Linked DNA regions of Homo sapiens: region 2 is linked to region 1. The links are chromatin loops, found by intact Hi-C in ENCODE. Cell type or tissue: PC-3. All regions are shown on one strand. Links, peaks and the distances in the headings refer to the core of each region. The heading gives the core; the rest is flanking DNA.

The links. Peaks named below come from ENCODE experiments on the same cell type or tissue, not always from the same donor. Only the 100,000 strongest peaks of a DNase experiment are listed, where the experiment ranks them.
Region 2: a loop joins it to region 1, with 18 times the contacts of the local background. A loop is called at or near these places in 5 of 110 quality-filtered maps.

Annotation. Positions count from the first base shown.
Region 1 is chr15:25,845,761-25,854,098 of GRCh38, forward strand. The region is part of intron 1 of ATP10A (ATPase phospholipid transporting 10A (putative)); the gene reads right to left. It overlaps MIR4715 (microRNA 4715), which reads right to left and starts at 3,065; the gene lies at 2,987-3,065. RefSeq lists enhancers at 1-156, 4,524-4,573, 4,624-4,683 and a silencer at 4,964-5,013. In PC-3, for the core only: no CTCF peak of the experiment used is centred there; a DNase peak (open chromatin) is centred at 4,881; H3K4me3 peaks cover 1,086 bases; H3K27ac peaks cover 1,613 bases.
Region 2 is chr15:25,900,193-25,908,530 of GRCh38, forward strand. LINC02346 (long intergenic non-protein coding RNA 2346) reads left to right here and starts at 2,168. Exons shown (of 5, transcript NR_040082.1): 1 at 2,168-2,374. In PC-3, for the core only: no CTCF peak of the experiment used is centred there; DNase peaks (open chromatin) are centred at 869 and 3,209; H3K27ac peaks cover 2,289 bases.

The DNA.
Region 1 (8,338 bases), core at 339-8,338:
TGCCCTAGGCACCACCCCAACAAAGCCGTCCCGGAATCCATGCAGAATGTCTCCACGGACGAAAAAGGCAAGACACTCAAACAGACACTGGTACCCCCATGTTCACAGCAGCACTGTTTACAACAGCCAAAAGGTGGAAGCGCCCAAGGGTCCCTTAACAGATGAATGGATAAACAAGATGTGGTGGTGGGTTCATGCAATGGAATGGTGTCCGCCTCAGAAAGGAGGCTCTGGCACATGCTCCAACACAGATGAGCCTTGAGGACACGATGCTGAGTGAAATAAGCCGGTCACTAAAGGACAAGTACTGTGTGATTCCGCTCACGTGAGACACCCAGGGCAGTCCACTTCGTAGAGGCTGAATGCAGAACGGTTGTTGCCAGGGGCTGGGCATGGGGGAAGGGGGAGTTAGTGTTTCACGGGCACAAAGTTTCCGTTTGGGAGGATAAAAAGTGTTGGAGAGGAGGGCGGCGGTGATGCTCACAACAATGTGAAGGTATTGAATTCCACGGAACTGCACACTTAAAAGGGTTAAATGGCTAATTTTATGTTATGTATATTTCACCATAATAAAACAATTTTTTAAAAGTAAAGCACAAGATAGAACACGCTTAAGGTTATAAGGCTGTGTGTGCCAGTGGAGCACAGCTCAGCTGCTCAGTGTGACAGTGACAAGCCCCAAGTTAGCACGTGGTCCACTTCCAGGAAGTGGAGGAGTCAGAGCGCCCCACCCCTCATGCCTCAACCTTCAGAACTGACATGCTCAGCGCAGAAGGGCCACCCCTGGGCATGAGGGTAGACCATGGTGGTGGTCCCACACTGCTGAGCGTTCTTCAAGCCTTCCTAAACATCCCTGGATAAAAGAGACAGCATGAGAATCACCTAGCCTGACATGTGCCGGACACGTGCCTGACACGTGCAATGTTCCTTCAGTGATCTAAAATGACATCACAACATAAAGCTCCTGGAAGATGTTCTGGGTAGTGGTGCCTAAAGTGATGCCCACACACAAAAACATACACCATCACAGGAGTGCAGAAAAACACTACCACCTTTGTTTGTAATTGTGGTTTATTTTATTTTCATTTATATTTTGTATGTTTCAATAGATATAAGATATTTATGCATTACATGCCGGTAATTTATAAATAAATACACACACCCCCACTTTGGGTGCACATGCCCACTTTTTACTGATAGAGGTGTGAGATCAAAAACATCTGAAGACTGTGGCTGTAATGAACCAGCTACACTAAAAAGGATCAATAACATATACATTTTTCTAAAAAGCATCCATAGAGCATCTTTGTCAGCTATCCTTGTTAAATTCTGGGTATTGGCTTTTATCAGGATAACTATCTGGTGTTAGACACTTTCTCAAAAGCCAGAAATATTTAAACAACTTGATCTCATCCACACACATCAAAGATCAAAGGGACACAGGAGGCTCTGACTGAGCAGCACGCGCAGGCACTCAGCCAGTGGCCCTGAGTAACATCTCTTGGGACCCCAGAGCCCCAGGGCCACCTGTTCTGCTCCCAGGCTCTGCCCCTTTTGGACTGAAACCTCCCTCTCTGGGCTCCCATTTCCTCACAGGAACAATGAAGAATTTATAAGCTCTTCACAGAGCTAGCTAAGAATGGTACCATACAAATTCATAAAAATTCAGGCAAGTATATGGTGCTAGAGAAATACGTGAAGTTTTATCACTAAGTATTTGAACAACAATTTTAAAAAGCACCTTTTTTCCACCGTATCATGATCTTTGCGGGTCACGGGGTCTTCATGATCCCACTAAGCAATTTGGAGCTATTCCATATATTCCTAGCTAATTCAAACAGCTACAGCCTTTTTTTTTTTTTTTTTTTTTTTTTTTTTTTTTTTTTTTTTGAGATAGAGTCTCACTCTGTCACCTGGGCTGGAGTGCAGTAGTGCAATCATAATCACGTCTCACAGCACTCTTAACCTTCTGTGCTCAAACAATCTCAGCCCCGCAAGCAGCTGGGACTACAGGCATGCACCACCATGCCCAGCTAATTTTTCGTATTTTTTGTAGGGATGAGGTTTTGCCATGTTTTCCAGGCTGGTATCCAACTCCTGAGCTCAAGCAATCCACCCACCTTGGCCTCCCAAAGTGCTGGGATTACAGATGTGAGCCACCACACCTGGCCTACAGCCATTTTTTAACGGAAATCATCTTAATCAATATTAACACACAAAAAGCTGTAGTTAAGAAGGTGGTTTCTGCCAGGCATGGCAGATAGAGCCTGTATTTCCAGCTACTTGGGAGGCTGAGGCAGGACTGTGTGAGGCCCAGAAGTTCAAGACCAGCCTGGCAACACAGCAAGACCTGGCCTCTAAAAAGTGTTTTTTTTTTTTAATCATCTGTAAAATGAGGATGCAAAACAAACAAAAAAATAAACATGGTATCTGTTTGTTAAACTCTGCAATGAACACATGTATTAGCTTCCCGCTGCGGCAACAAATTATGACAACTTGGTGGCTTGAAGTAACACAAATTTGGGGAGTTTTATTTTATTTATTTCATTTTATAGAGATGGGGTCTTGCCCAGGCTGGAGTGCAGTAGCATAATCACAGCCCAGTGCAACCCCAGTCTCCTGGTCTCAAGTGATCCTCCTGCCTCAGCCTCCTGAGGACCTGGGACTACAGGCTTGTGCCACTGCACCGGCTAAACAAATCTGTCATTTCACAATTCTGGAGGTCAATCTGACATGGATCTTACTGGGTCAAAACGATGGTTTCGGCAGGGCGGCGGGAGAGAATGTTTCCTTGCCTTTTCCAGCTCCTAGAGGCCGCCCACACTCCTTGACTCTAGGTCCTCCACTTTCAAAGCCAACAATGGCAAATTAAGTAGTATTCATATCGGATCTCTCTGCCCGCTTTTCTTCCACTTTTACAGACTTGTGATTACACTGGGCCCACAATTCACTCCAGAATAATCTCCCCATCTTTTTCCAAGAGAAAGGGGAATTAGAATTGGCTGCAGTTAAGGTGGCACCATCAGCTGATTAGCCACCTTAACTGCAGCCAACTTTCATTCCCCTTTCTCATGGGACCTAAGGGAGGGCAGTAGCTCCAGGGATGTTTTACAATTTAAGTTCTATTATTATTCAAGCACTATGGGGCTGACAGGTCAGGAGAGGACTGCCATTGAAAAGAGGATTTGTTACTCAGAGTCCTCCAGAGAAGGAGCTCGCCACACCTACCGCTGTGGGAGGGGGAACATAGGGGAGACCAGCGTCCTAGGAGGCAGAGACCTTGGTGAGAGGAGGGAGAGTCTTTTCTGTGCCTTCCATGGGAAAGAACAGGAGAGGCGGGGTAAGCAGGTTTAGAATCCATTAGTTTGAATAACCTCGGTGGACCCTGGGACAAAGGGCTGTCCCTAGCTGCTTGGTGGCTGGACCTGGGGTGATGAGAGCAGGTGCACAGTGGATGAAACACAGAGGGGGCCGAGGGTGTGGACGTTGGATTGGGTGGCTTGCACACGTAAGGCATGCTGCAGCAATGCTGTTTGCTATCTCTAGGAATTATCTAGCCCTGGGAGGGCCTGTCCCTCCGGAGGCAGCAAGGCTCCAGATGTCAAAGCACCAGACAAGAGAAAATAAAAAGACATCCTTAGTACAGGACTGAATAAGCAGGAACTGAGTTTAGATGTCACTGCATGCAGTAGTTGGGAACAGAGCCAAGAATTACAGACACCACCCTCCCTCCTTCTACGCCTTCTCCAAGTCCCAAGGGCGCATTATGAAGGAATTCCCATTAAGTCTGGCCAGACGCTTTACAGAGGAATTAACACAGGATAGGAAACTGAAAGGAGAAAAAGAGAAAAGACCAGAAACGGAGGAATTTAACCGTGATCAAGGAGGAGCACGGCGCAGCTGCAGGACTGAGCTCAACTCTGGCTCTCACCTCCATGCCAGAGAGAACCTGAGGGTCTCTGTCAGCATGGCCTCCTGGCCCCCAGACATGCTCCCCATGGATGTGAAAGACCACAGGCAGCAGCCAGATTTCTATGGAATGAATCAAACTTTCCATCCTGCTTAAAAGCAATGATTTTCTTTCCAAAAAAAAAAATAAATGTGTACATGGAAAATATTACAATGCAAGTCACAATGAGAGTTAAAAAAGACACACACATCTGATTTGACTAAAGTCTGTCCTGGCAACACGAATAAATAAAATAATGACAATGACACGATGGCACTATGAAATGCCATTACCTAGGTTTCTACCAATTAATTATGAGGGACAAGACATACATAACTAAATATAATTAAATCACGCAGGTCGATAAGATTACCCTTTTTGAGAAAATAATTACATGCCACGTATATTTTGAAACTGTTCAGTGGAGGTGAACAATTGTAGCCCATTATGTGTATGAGACATTCTGGAAAATATCGCTTTGACTTATGTTCAAAAATGGTTGGCTTGTTCAGAGAGAGAGAGTCAGTGGGGAGCACCCAGCAGGAACAGGGGCCTCCCCAGCTCGCTCTCTCCCTGCCTCGTCTTTCCTCTCACAATGCTCTCGGTTTTCTGAGTCAACCATGCTCCTGGGCCAAGGTGCAGCACTGGAGATGACCGAGACAGACAGCGTGGATGCGTTTTGTACGGGGAACAAAACTGATTTCCAACTTGGCAAAAAGCAACAGGAGAGGCCCCGGCTGTGTCTGGTACCGCCTCAGCCGAGCCCTGAAGGGAAAGGCCCAGAAAAAGGGATGTGGCCACACCCTGGGGGCCAGCCCACAGGCGAGGCGAGTCCCCAGGCGCCATTCTACGCGGCCAGTTTTGGAGAACTGGAACTGTGTAGAGCGTCCGGCGGCAGCGGACCCAGCGCTGCTCCATTCTCCCTCCCTCCCTCCCCCCCCAGCCCCGGTGACTCACTCCGCGGCCCGGGCAGGGCGAGACCACGCCCACCACCCCCCAAGACCTGGCCGCGCTCACCTCCCCTCCTGCACAGAGCACCTAAGGGCCCAAAGATCACATCTGAACAAAGGATGGAACTTGGAACTTACATTTACCTTTCCTGCCCCTGACTTTTTAAACTGTTATTAGAAGTATACAAAAACAAAAGGCAGGACATAAAAGTAGTGAAATGCTTTAAACTCTACAAATGACTCAGTTCAAATGTGCGGTGACAGCCTGGGTTTCCTGCCATTTCGTTAACCCCTCGTGTACTGGATTCTTTTAGAAGCAGTGGTTTCCATGCCAGACATCACTTCTTGGGGGAAGCAAAGCAAACAGAGGCTGGGGAGGGGTGAGTGGGGATCTCGGGGACTCCGCCGAACTTGGGGAGGGAGCCTTGTCAAGTCTGGCCTGGCCCACGCTGAGGTCCGTTCGCACCCCAGGACCTTTCTAGAAAAGTCCTAGATTACTATACAACAGGCAGATCTGATGCTGAAACAGAAATAAGGCAGGTCTCTGAGCGGATCTAAAGTTCCCTACTATGCAAGAGCTCACGGGCCTCCAAAGCACCTACTAAGCACCTTTCTGAGAAGACTTGCATGGAGGGCTCTGTTCCAAGGCTCTCCATTCGTGGCCTAGGTTGAGTTTCCTTTTGAAAACCAAGACTTACTTTAGGTTTTTTTTTTTAATTATTATTGTTATAACTGTTGATAAGCAAAAATCAATCAAAGACATCGTTAAATGGGCCAATGAATTTACTTCATTTTATGTTTTCAAAACAAACCTTCCCCCTAAAAGGTTATTACCAAATCCAATTTCATTTACAATATACGCCACATTGCCATTTAAACAAAGAATGCTTTCATGTTACCATTTCCCCAGAATGCTTCTTCTAGTGAGGTACATTTTTCAGAAGACATTTGAGCCAACAGAGGGTATCTCTGGATCCTTAGTGGTCCTCAAAATTCTCAGTGGGGATCGGATCTATTCCCAATATTTCAAAATTCTTTCCAAAAGCTGTCCATTTCCTCATGGTACAAGTATACAGCTAAATGACACCTAAAATTCTTTGGGCTTGGAGGCACAATTCAGTGTCTTAGCAATGTGGACAGGCCAGGTGCGGTCTCAGTATTTTGGGAGCTGAGGTGGGATGATTGCTTGAGGCCAGGAGTTCGAGACCAGCATGGGCGACACTGCAAGACCTCATCTCTAAAAATAAAACTGTTTTAGAAATTTAAAAAAACTGAGGAAGTTTATTTTGATCAAAAGATCTTAATAGCAATAATGACAGCAGTTGTAACAGGAATACTAATGAGTTGCAACTAAACTTTTCAAATTCTTACCTGCCTGCCTGCCTGGCACTGTAGCCCACCCTCTCTGCATTATTTCATGTATTCCTCACAGCACACCAGAAGCTGCTATCTTCTCTCTTCCCCTCCCTCCAATTTAATGCCATCCTCCCTCCTATTGAATGCCACCCTCCTTCCAATTTAATGTTATCCTCTCTCCAATTTGATGCCATCCTCCCTCTATCCTCCCTCCTGTTAAGTGCCATCCTCCCTCCTATTGAATGCCATCCTCCCTCCTGTTAAATGCCATCCTCCCTCCAAAGTAATGTTATACTCCCTCCTATTGAATGCCATCTTCCCTCCAATTTAAATAAGAACACTGGGATGAAGAGAAATGCATTCTGCCTAGCATCTAACTGCTGGCAAGGGTCTGACCTCATTGAGGGTGTTGGGGCTCAGGAACCAATATCGCAAAATATGGCACTTTGATGCGCTGAACTGTAGAACCCTCAGCGTCTCTCTAACCGCCCCCCAACCTCACCTCTCAATCCTCTGTCTCACCCAAAGCCCAAGATGAACTCCTCCGAAGTTCCCTTCTCTCCCTAAACCTAAAATCCAGACACTCCAAAGAGGAAAACAGGTTTTTATTAACTGAATTCATATTGTGGGAAGAAAAACTGAAGTCTGTCAACACAGCTGGACAGGCTTTTGTCACAAACCACTGTCTGTTATGCAGGCCTCAAAGACTGTGGCCCAGACTATGGTGTGTTCTTCAAGCACAGTGAATTCCCCTAAAACTCATTTACTACCCCTGTACAATCATCCCCACTTCCCATCTCCCTTTCCCTTGAGAAGGAGGGTATATAACCCTGCGTACTCCACTGAGATTGGGCAATCATTCTCCCACAGTTCTTCTGTGCTATGCATGTTAATAAATGTGCTTGCCTTTTCTCCTGTTAATCTGCCCTTTGTCAGTTGATTTCCAGCAAACTTTCAGAGGGCAAAGGAGAAGTTTTCCTCTAGCCCCTACAAGGGCGTTTTAATTGTCTCTAACTTAAAATGAGGACAAAAATTCTTAATTGCCTAATAAAAATAGTTTGGTAGGCAAAATGTTCCAAAATACAGTATCCCCAGTGGAAAAATAACCACAAGGTATGTGCAGGGTAATTCATACAAACTGCACTCCGGGAAAATGCAAAACAAGTAAACATAGAAAGTCAGGCTAAGAGTCTTCTAAAAAAGCAGAAATCAAAATAGCTCTTCATGCTTCCTGTAAGTTCTGTCAGTGTGCTAAATATGGCAAGGTGAGTCTTGTACAAATGTGCACAGTGGGCTCCCCTGCTGCAGGAGTTCAACAAGAAGCTGAAGCACCATGTTGTGACCAGCAGGAGTCTAACAGTCACCCAGCCCCTTTTCAACCTTCCCAAAACGTGGGGAAGCCCTGTCTTTAAAAGGTTCTTCCAAACATGCTTCTCAGTGAAGGCCTGACTGGCCTTTGGGAAAGGGTAGTCAATGGGGCAGGACCTTCCTGGGCAGGTGGGGCCATCACATGTCAGCCAGTAACCCCGGTTGTGAGTACCAGTGCCAGGGACACTGCCAGTCACTGTGATTGTTAAATGTCTACCAACACGTCGGGAAGGAAGTACTCCCCCCCAGATGAGACCCCTGACCCCTTACTTGCAGGAAGGATGGAACCTGAGAATTGACAATCACCACAATGAATGACCATTAAATGAGCACCATGCAGGCCATGGCATAGCACCCAGGAACAGGCAGGTGGGGCTTCAAAGGCCACTGAAAGGTACAGAAGAACTGCATTAAAAATGGCAAGACCTGGTGGAATCCAAAAGAATCAGCTAAAACAAAACAAAACAAAACAACCAAAAACAAGACCACTTGTGGTTCCAATGAGCTATGATTGCACCAGTGCGCTCCGGCCTGGGCAACAGAGTTAGACCCTGTCTCAGAAAAAAAAAGAAAAAAAAAAAAAGACTCAGGAGACAACTTGATTGGTTCCTACTGACCAAAGAAATCAATTACAGTAATAACTGCAATGAACTAAAATCAATAAATTATATTTAAATCCACAAATTCATAATAATATATTTTTTAGAAAAGTTAT
Region 2 (8,338 bases), core at 86-8,085, 54 kb after region 1:
ACTTACCATTGTGTTATAACTGCCTACAGTATTCAGTACAGTAACATGCTGTATAGGTTTGTAGCCTAGGAGCAATAGGCCGTCCCATACAGCCTAGGGGTGTTGGATGCTATGCCATCCAGGTTTATCTATGAAGTTTGCAGGATGACAGAATCACTTAATGAGCATTTCTCAGAGTGTATCCCTGTTGTTAAGTGACAAGTGACTGTGTATACACACACACACACGCACACACCACACGCACACACACACACTACAGGAAGATACAGCCTTAAAATGACAATGGACTGCTGTGTAAAAGGAGTTTTAGAGAAATATAATGTGTTCTTGGAATTTTGAAACATGATAAATGAAACATGAGCCAAAGGTTAGAGCAGGATAATAAATTGGAAATGGCTGAACACCAAGTTGCAAATCTGGAAGCTAAAGCTGGGGAAATCTCTCAGGACTTACTTGAAAAAGACATAAATGGAAACTCACAGAAGAACTGGAGCCAGAAGCTACGGACAGTGGTTACCTCAGTGGAGTGAGAAGGCCTGTGATTTCACTGATGGCCCTTCTGAACCATGTGAATTTCTTCCTTCACCACATGCAGACATCAGTTAATAGGACAGATTAAAGTTGCATGCTAGCTGATGGCTGCCGGGGAGGCAGGAATACTCAATTAAGCGCGGCACAGTTCTCGTGGGTTCTTGTTGAATAGTGCAAGTTGGGAGTCCGGTCTTGTTCACCGTTTCCCTCTGTTCTCTAGGAGTGGGCAACCACTCTCATGGATGGCTCATACCTATTACGTGAGCTGCCCTGTGATAACTCACTGTCTCCCTTCTGTCTCAGAAGGCCTGCCTTTCCTTTGCCCTAGTTGTGAGGCATTTGGAATTCAGCCAATCTGCAATGCTGAATGTGGAGGAGGATCCATGTGACATGGTTGGAGCCAAGGTGTTGAGCAAAGCCTCATCTGTCTGGACAAACTTCAGTCCTCACAAGCAAGCAAGCTATGCCCAAGCTTATGTGCAATGCTTTGAATGGGCAGAGGTCAGTCTGACAGTGACAGTGTGAGAACGATGTGGAGCTGGGCCTGGGTGGGGAGAAGGTGCCCGTCCTCCATGAGTCTAAGTGGAGTGTACCCTTTTGACTCACAGATCCACGTATTCCTGTCACCAGTTGGTGCATGAAGGCAATACAGTCTCCTGAGTTTCTACAATACCAGGTCTGTCATTTAGTTGTCCTTGTTTTTAAGTGAGAGTGAAGTTCACTATTCTGAGGTCCAGGGAGGGGTGAGGAATTCCAGCATTAGGTTTGGCCTCAGGAAGAGGGACTGGGAGAATTTGATAATGGGGAGTGCGGTAGGCTGAGTTGTAACATGGTTCCCAAAGTCCCCACCCTCATGTACATACTCTGAATAGCATCTCCCCTTGAGTGTGGGATACTCCTGTGAAGACAACAGGGTTTCAGTGTGAACAGGCAAAAAGGGACTTTGCAAATGTAGTGAAGGTCCCTGATCAGTTCACTTTGAGTCAATAAAAAGGAGATTATCCTGAGTGGGCTTGACCTAATCGGGTGATCCCTTAAAGGAGACAAGAGGCAGCAATAGACATCCTCCTTCTGGCCTTGAGGAAGTCAGCTGCCATATTTTGCTCTTTTTTTTTTTTTTTTCCTTTTGTAGAGACAGTCTCCCTATGCCACCCAAGCAAGTCCGGAATTCCTGGCTCAAGCGATCCTCCTGCCTCTGCCTCTATGAGTACCGGGAGAACAGGTGTGAGCCGCTGCCCAGTCATATTTTGATTGACACTCTCCAAATGTGAGAGTGGCCTCTAGGAGCTTGGAGTGACCCCTGGCTGACAGCCAGCAAGAATATACAGACCTCAGTGTTACAGCCCAGCTGGATCCTGCCAAGCACCAGTGAGCTGGAAGAGGATCCCCAGCCTCAGATGAGCCTGCAGCCTGTGCTGATGCCTGGATTTCAGCCTGGGAGACTCTCAGCAGAGGACTCGGCTCAAGGCTGTCTACAGTCCTGATCTACCAGAACCATGAGATAATAAACAGGCATTGTTTAGGTAGTGAAATGTGGTTACACATAAATAGGAACCCAGTGCAGCGTAAGATGCCCTGGCATATCAAGGGCGGTTCATGAGTGGGTGCCTTCAGCTTGGGAGGAAGCAGGCATAGGGCTGATGCATCGCAGTGTCCACATATGCAGGGAGGCTGGTTTCCTAGGAAGCCTCCCAATGAGGAAATTGTTGGGAATGTGCTGCAAGGCGCTGCCTCGCTCTGGAGCCAGACGAGAGGCCGGAGCATCCGCCCCAACATGGCTGGCTGTGTGAGCCTCAGGAACGCTGGCAGCTCTGCAAGACTCTCTGCCATCTGCAAAATGTGGGTGAGCATATCCCCCCAGCCACACAATTCTTGGGGATGGAGTGAGACAATTCTTAGAAAGCTCTAGTTGCAGTGCGGGTGCACAGGAAGGGCTCTGTGCACACTGATGCATGTTGCTCTAGCTCAAAGTGTCCCTTGAGCAGCTGGGGTGTGATCTCCAAGTGCACCCACCAGCCGGTCTCACCTGGCCTGGGCTCCGAGCAGGGGTCAACCTGAGGGCATTTCACTCCAGATCCAGCATGGGTTTGAGGAAGGGGCCAATGAGGGGCCAGTGGCCACAAAATAGCACTTGATTCTGATCATAAGCCCAGTCACTAAGAGGCGGGTAAAAAGAAATGCATTACCCATTTGACAAATTTTCTATGGTGAATGAATACAAATACTGGGTTACAATGAGCACTTGGCTAGCTGGCTAAAGGTAGGGCCCCAAATAGGGGGGCTGAATGGAGGTGAGAAGCCTGTGACCATTGCTGAGGCATGGGCAGGGACTCGGGCACACACGTGTGGGCAGCTCCGTGGTGTTAACCTCCAGCCTGGGTCAGTTGCTGGCCTGGGCTGACTGTGGTGACCACAGGCCAGGGGATATTGGGAGGGACTGAAAACCATGAAACAAAGCAGAACAAACTTGCCACTCCAAAACCTCACACACGGCAGGAAGTGGGCCAGCCTGGAGTTACTGAGGGGGCTGTGGCCGGGCACACCCTGTCCTACCTGAACCCAGAGTGTCAAAGACAAACAAAGCCAGGCAGTAGTGAGAGGGTCAGGAGAGATTTTTCACAGTAATAACCGTTGCAGTGGGGAAGAGGTTACAGTGTGAACTGAAGTCAGCTTGGATGTGTACAGAGGTGAGTGGATTTTTCCAAGGGAGGAGGGAGGGGTGAGGGAAGGCTTGCTGGAGTCAGGAAGTGAGAAATTGCAAAGCCCAGGAAGGAGGGGCCGGCCCCACTGGGCTGCTAACTGGCTCTGGTCGAAGTTAGCTCCTGATGTCCCACAGAGGCCGGGAGACAGGGGCCGTAGCTGCAGGGATTGGCTGGAACAGGGTATTTTTTGGCGGTCTTGAGTTTCCTGAGGTAGGGACTATAAGGGGGGCTGGTGTCATCCTAGGGATGTGGCCATGAGTTGCTAGATGCCATGTTAGTGTTAGCTGAAGTCTTTATAGGCCAGCGTGGAGGTATTGTTGAGAAGAGGACTCAGAGGAGCCTGGCTGGCAGTTGGTCGAGGAGAGATCTTAGTCTAGGGCCCCACACAGCCCAGGTTCCAGGGATGTGGGTCCTGGCCAAGTATCCCATGGGCTCCTGCCTTTGGCTCACTCGAGTGGGCCTCAGGGACTCGCCACCAAAAAATCTGAGACGCCAGCCTCAAGGATGTGAGGGTGTCACATCTGTCCTCCACAAAGAGCCCAAGCAAGATGAGAAACAGCTTCATGACCCCCATAATGAACAAGCCTTTTAATGTCAGGACAGCTGCAAGCCCTTCTTCAAGCTCTCGGCCTCACCTGTCTTCCTTATAACCACAGAAAATGTCACTCCTCCTCTGATTTGCCTTCTATACCATGCCCTTCCATCTGAGGCAATCTTGTGAAGCATTCCACGTGGTCCTCCTGGGCCAGCTCACCCTCATGACCCCTGGGCTGCAGGCCACAGCTCTCCCTGGCGGACCAGGAGGCTGGCATGGCAGCATGGATAGAAAGTGTCTTTTACCTAAGTCATCATTCATTAACTCCAGTTACATTAGAGATGTTTCCTGCTGGAAAACTTTCAGAATCATCTCTTTTTGAGAAAAAGGTGTGTGTATTTTTTTAAACAACAGCAATAGTCCAAGTCTGACTACTAAGAGCACATTTTTATTTTTAAAATTAGACATTGTGCTGAAAACAAGTTTATTAAAATATGATCTATAACCTAATTTTATTCTTTCTTATAGACATGGGGGTCTCAGTATGTTGCCCAGGCTGGTCTTGAACTTCTGGCCTCAAGTGATCCTCCCACCTCAGCATCCCGGGTAGCTAGAACTAGAGGCACACACCACTGTACCCAGCTATGACTTGGTTTTAATTGTCAAGGGAACCAGATTTGTGAAAGAACAAAAACAGTGGCATTTGTTTGTCTGGAAATGGGGCCATCTGGGTTCTCCATCTCTTGGGGGCTGTGTTTGGAAAGGAAGAGCTGTCAGTCTGGGTTCCAGGCCGATCCTCCCCGCAGTGGCTTTCTTCCTCTCTCGCCTGGAGGACATCTCATAGTTCTTGCCCTCAGGGTCCCCCCAGGCCGCCTTATCCTCCTGGCTTTTCATCCCCTGCAATGTGCCACTCAGCTGCTGAGCTTCCAGGCCAGGCCTGCAGTTTCCTGGGTACCCAGCATGAGTGGGGCTCTCAGCTGAAGGGTGGGTCAGGTGGTACAGGAGCCTCCATAACAGTTTGCTAAATATATGAATAAATAAATTATAAAACGTTAGTCCCCCTGCCAAAAAAAAAGCACAAAACACAGTTTGAGGTGATGTGTTTTTGCCCTTGCCTGAGGGAGTTGGGATTTACACAATGCCACCATTTGCAAACTGGGATCTACAAGCCCCAGCAAGACACAAAGTTTGCAAGGGCACAGGCAGTGTTAAGCAAGCTGTGTTCCAGAACCTAACACCATCTTCATGGGCAGGCCCTGATGGAGATGCAGTTCTTCCCCGCCTTCCTCCACAGCACCCAGCTCCCTCCCCAAGCAGATCTTTCCACCCAGGGCAATGTTGCATCAGCCCAGAGGAGGAAGGCCTCCCTGGCCATGGCCACAGCCCACCCACCAGAGGATATTTGCAGTGTTGGGAAAGTGTGAGAAAGTGAGTGACTAATGGCTGTGTTACTAATCTTCTGGCAAGTCAGATTGTTCTAGTTCTTTGCTTTCCATGAACTGAAAGAGGATCTAGTCAATTTATAAACTGATGGATTAGATCATTAAAAGTAATTTTTAGGCCGGGTGCAGTGGCTCATGCCTGTAATCCCAGCACTTTGAGAGGTTGAGGTGGGAGGACTGGTTGAGCCCAGGATTTCAAGACCAACCTGGGCAACATAGTGAGACCCCGCGTCTACTAAAAATAAAAATTAACGGGCGTGGTGGCACACATCTGTGATCCTGGCTACTCAGGAGGCTGAGGTGGGAGGACCCCTTGAGTTTAGGAGTTTGAGGCTGCAGTGAGCCATGATTGTACCACTACACTCTAGCCTGGGTGACAAAGCAAGACTATCTCAAAAAAATTTTTTTATGATCAATCTTCATGTAATTTTCAGCACATAACTTAGAAGGAGTGGAATCTTTACAACAAAACACTTTCCATTCAGATGTATTTACTCATGTAAAAACGTTTTTCGCCATGCTTACATATATAAAAAATAGGAATCCAACTGATACCGAATCATGTGTCATGCCACCGATAAGTAATATTCATCCATGGATACATAAAGTAATTTGAAAACAGTTTTAGTACCATTTATCTCGTTATAAGATGTGTTTCTGATAAGTGTATATTTTCACTATTAATAATTATCAAGTTATAATGTAGTCATTTTACCTTCATGAATTGAGTGTTAATAACCATGATAACTGGAATACATCATTTACAATAACTGGAAAAAGTTATTTAACATTTAGAGACATGTTGAAGAAAATTAAAATTGTAAGTTTTTATACATAGCTTTTGTAGCAAGAAACCTGATAGTGTGATGAACAGAAGAGTTTTAAGCATAAGAAATTGTTATAATAAAATTCTGTGGAGGAAGAGGAATGAAAACAGGAGTTGCAGTAGAAAAAATGGATACTTAAGGAGGAGATTGTTCACACACATTTTTTTTTTTTTGAGACAGGGTCTCACTCTATGACCCAGGCTGGAGTGCAGTGATGTGATCTCAGCTCACTGCTTCCTTGACCTCCTGGGCTCAAGTGATCCTCCTACCGCAGCCTCCTGAGTAGCTAAGACTACAGGCACCTTCTGCCATGCTCAGCTAATTAAAAAACAAATTTTGTAGAGACAAGGTCTTGCTGTGTTGCTGAGGTTGTTCTGGAGCCCCTGGGCTCAAGCAATCCTCCTACCTCGGCCTCTCAGAGTGCTGGGATAACCAGCGTGCGCCACCACGCCCAGCCATGTTCACACATTTTTAAATTTGGGGGATGGTGGGTATATAATTTTCAGGCTGTTTAGATTCCACTGGACACATTTAAAAGAGCATGTAATTTTTGTAATGTCAACATATGCCATATGCTGAAACTATTTCAATGTATGATAAAAATGTTAAATATCAACTTAAAAATATGCTAGATGGTATACAGTCACAGGACACTCTCTTAAGGAGTGAGAGGACAAAGGCTTGCAGCCTGTGGTGGGAAGACATTGAGAAATGTCTCAGAAAGGTAAGTGCTGATGTTACTAGGAAACGGGATCAGTGAGAGACGTCAGAGATTGTTCTGTTAAAATACACTCCCAAGGAGCTACTAAAACCCCTAGAAGATAGAACTGAATGAGGAAGAACTAGCTAAGCATGAAGGCAGCAAAAGTAATGGCACAAAGAAACATGGGATTCAACCATAGAGAAGATGTACACCTCTGTATGTCAGAAAAACATGCCCATTCAAATTAAACACCATAGTTACAGTAATGCTCTCCAAACTTTTTCTCGCAAATTCCTAAAAGTACACTGAAAAACTGTATACCTTTTTGCACATTGCAAAGATGGCTGTTGACATGTTTCACCCCAAGTTTAAATATCTGAAAAGAATGTAATTTTGGTATATCGGAAACATTGACCTTTAACTATATATATATTTATATACACACAATATATATACATATAGAATACGTTAATACAGTATATGTTTTATATATATATACACAGACACACAGATTATGTGTTACCACAATATGTGATATATGTATATAGCTATATATGTATATATAACATATACTGTATGAATTGTGTGTGTATATATAACGTATATGTTATGACGATATTCAATACTTTAGGTGTGTTTGGAGTTATATGCCCCAAATTATGTAATAATCCATCATTACAAATTATTTTCAATCTGACTACTTGATTCAATTTTGTTAAAAGTGAAAACTGGAAACAATATTACTGTCTGTGTGTGTATGTGTATGTGTGTGTATATATATATAAAACACATATATTAATATATGTTCTACATACATAGTAAATGTATATGCCCTAAATGTATACAATATAATATAAGTGCTCTAGTAATATGAAATACACTATCATCCTTAAAAAAAGTACACAAACAAAACCTTTGACAACTGTAAATTGTTTTTCCTTCTATGTTTATTTTTTCTACTTTTCCACACAATTTTATTGTAATATTGATTTTTTCTTGATGTCTTTTATTGATTATTCTGTCATACCTCTCTGTCACATAATATATATATAAACTGATCAAAACAACAAATGCATTAAAATCATTATTAAAATTATTAAAATTGTTTTGGGAATGCATCACTTAATGAAACAGATGAGAATTCTTTCCCAATTAATTCATGTATCCATGGATGAACATTGCTTGCTGTTAGAAGGCGGTACAGTTCTGCATCACATCCATCCCATGTTAGCTTTTATAGATGTTGCACTGAAAAGTCAAACCATCTGTCACATCTTAGTCAATTTCTGTTAAAAAAAATAGACAATTTTTATACATAAATAAATGTTAACATGCAATTTGAGGAATATTACAAAAAACATTGAGAAATAAATTATCGAATCTGTCTTTTAAGAGTGCCAATAGCAAGATTAAAACAATAGCGATGAGATATAATTCCATTATGTATACTATTGAATTGTAAAAACAAGATAACAATGCTGGTCAGCAACACTTAATTTCTAACAATAAAATGTTACACGTAACTAGACTGAGGTACATGGGTGGAAAGCATAGAAGAAGCCATGATATCACTTCAGTAAATGTGTAGGCAAGCATGC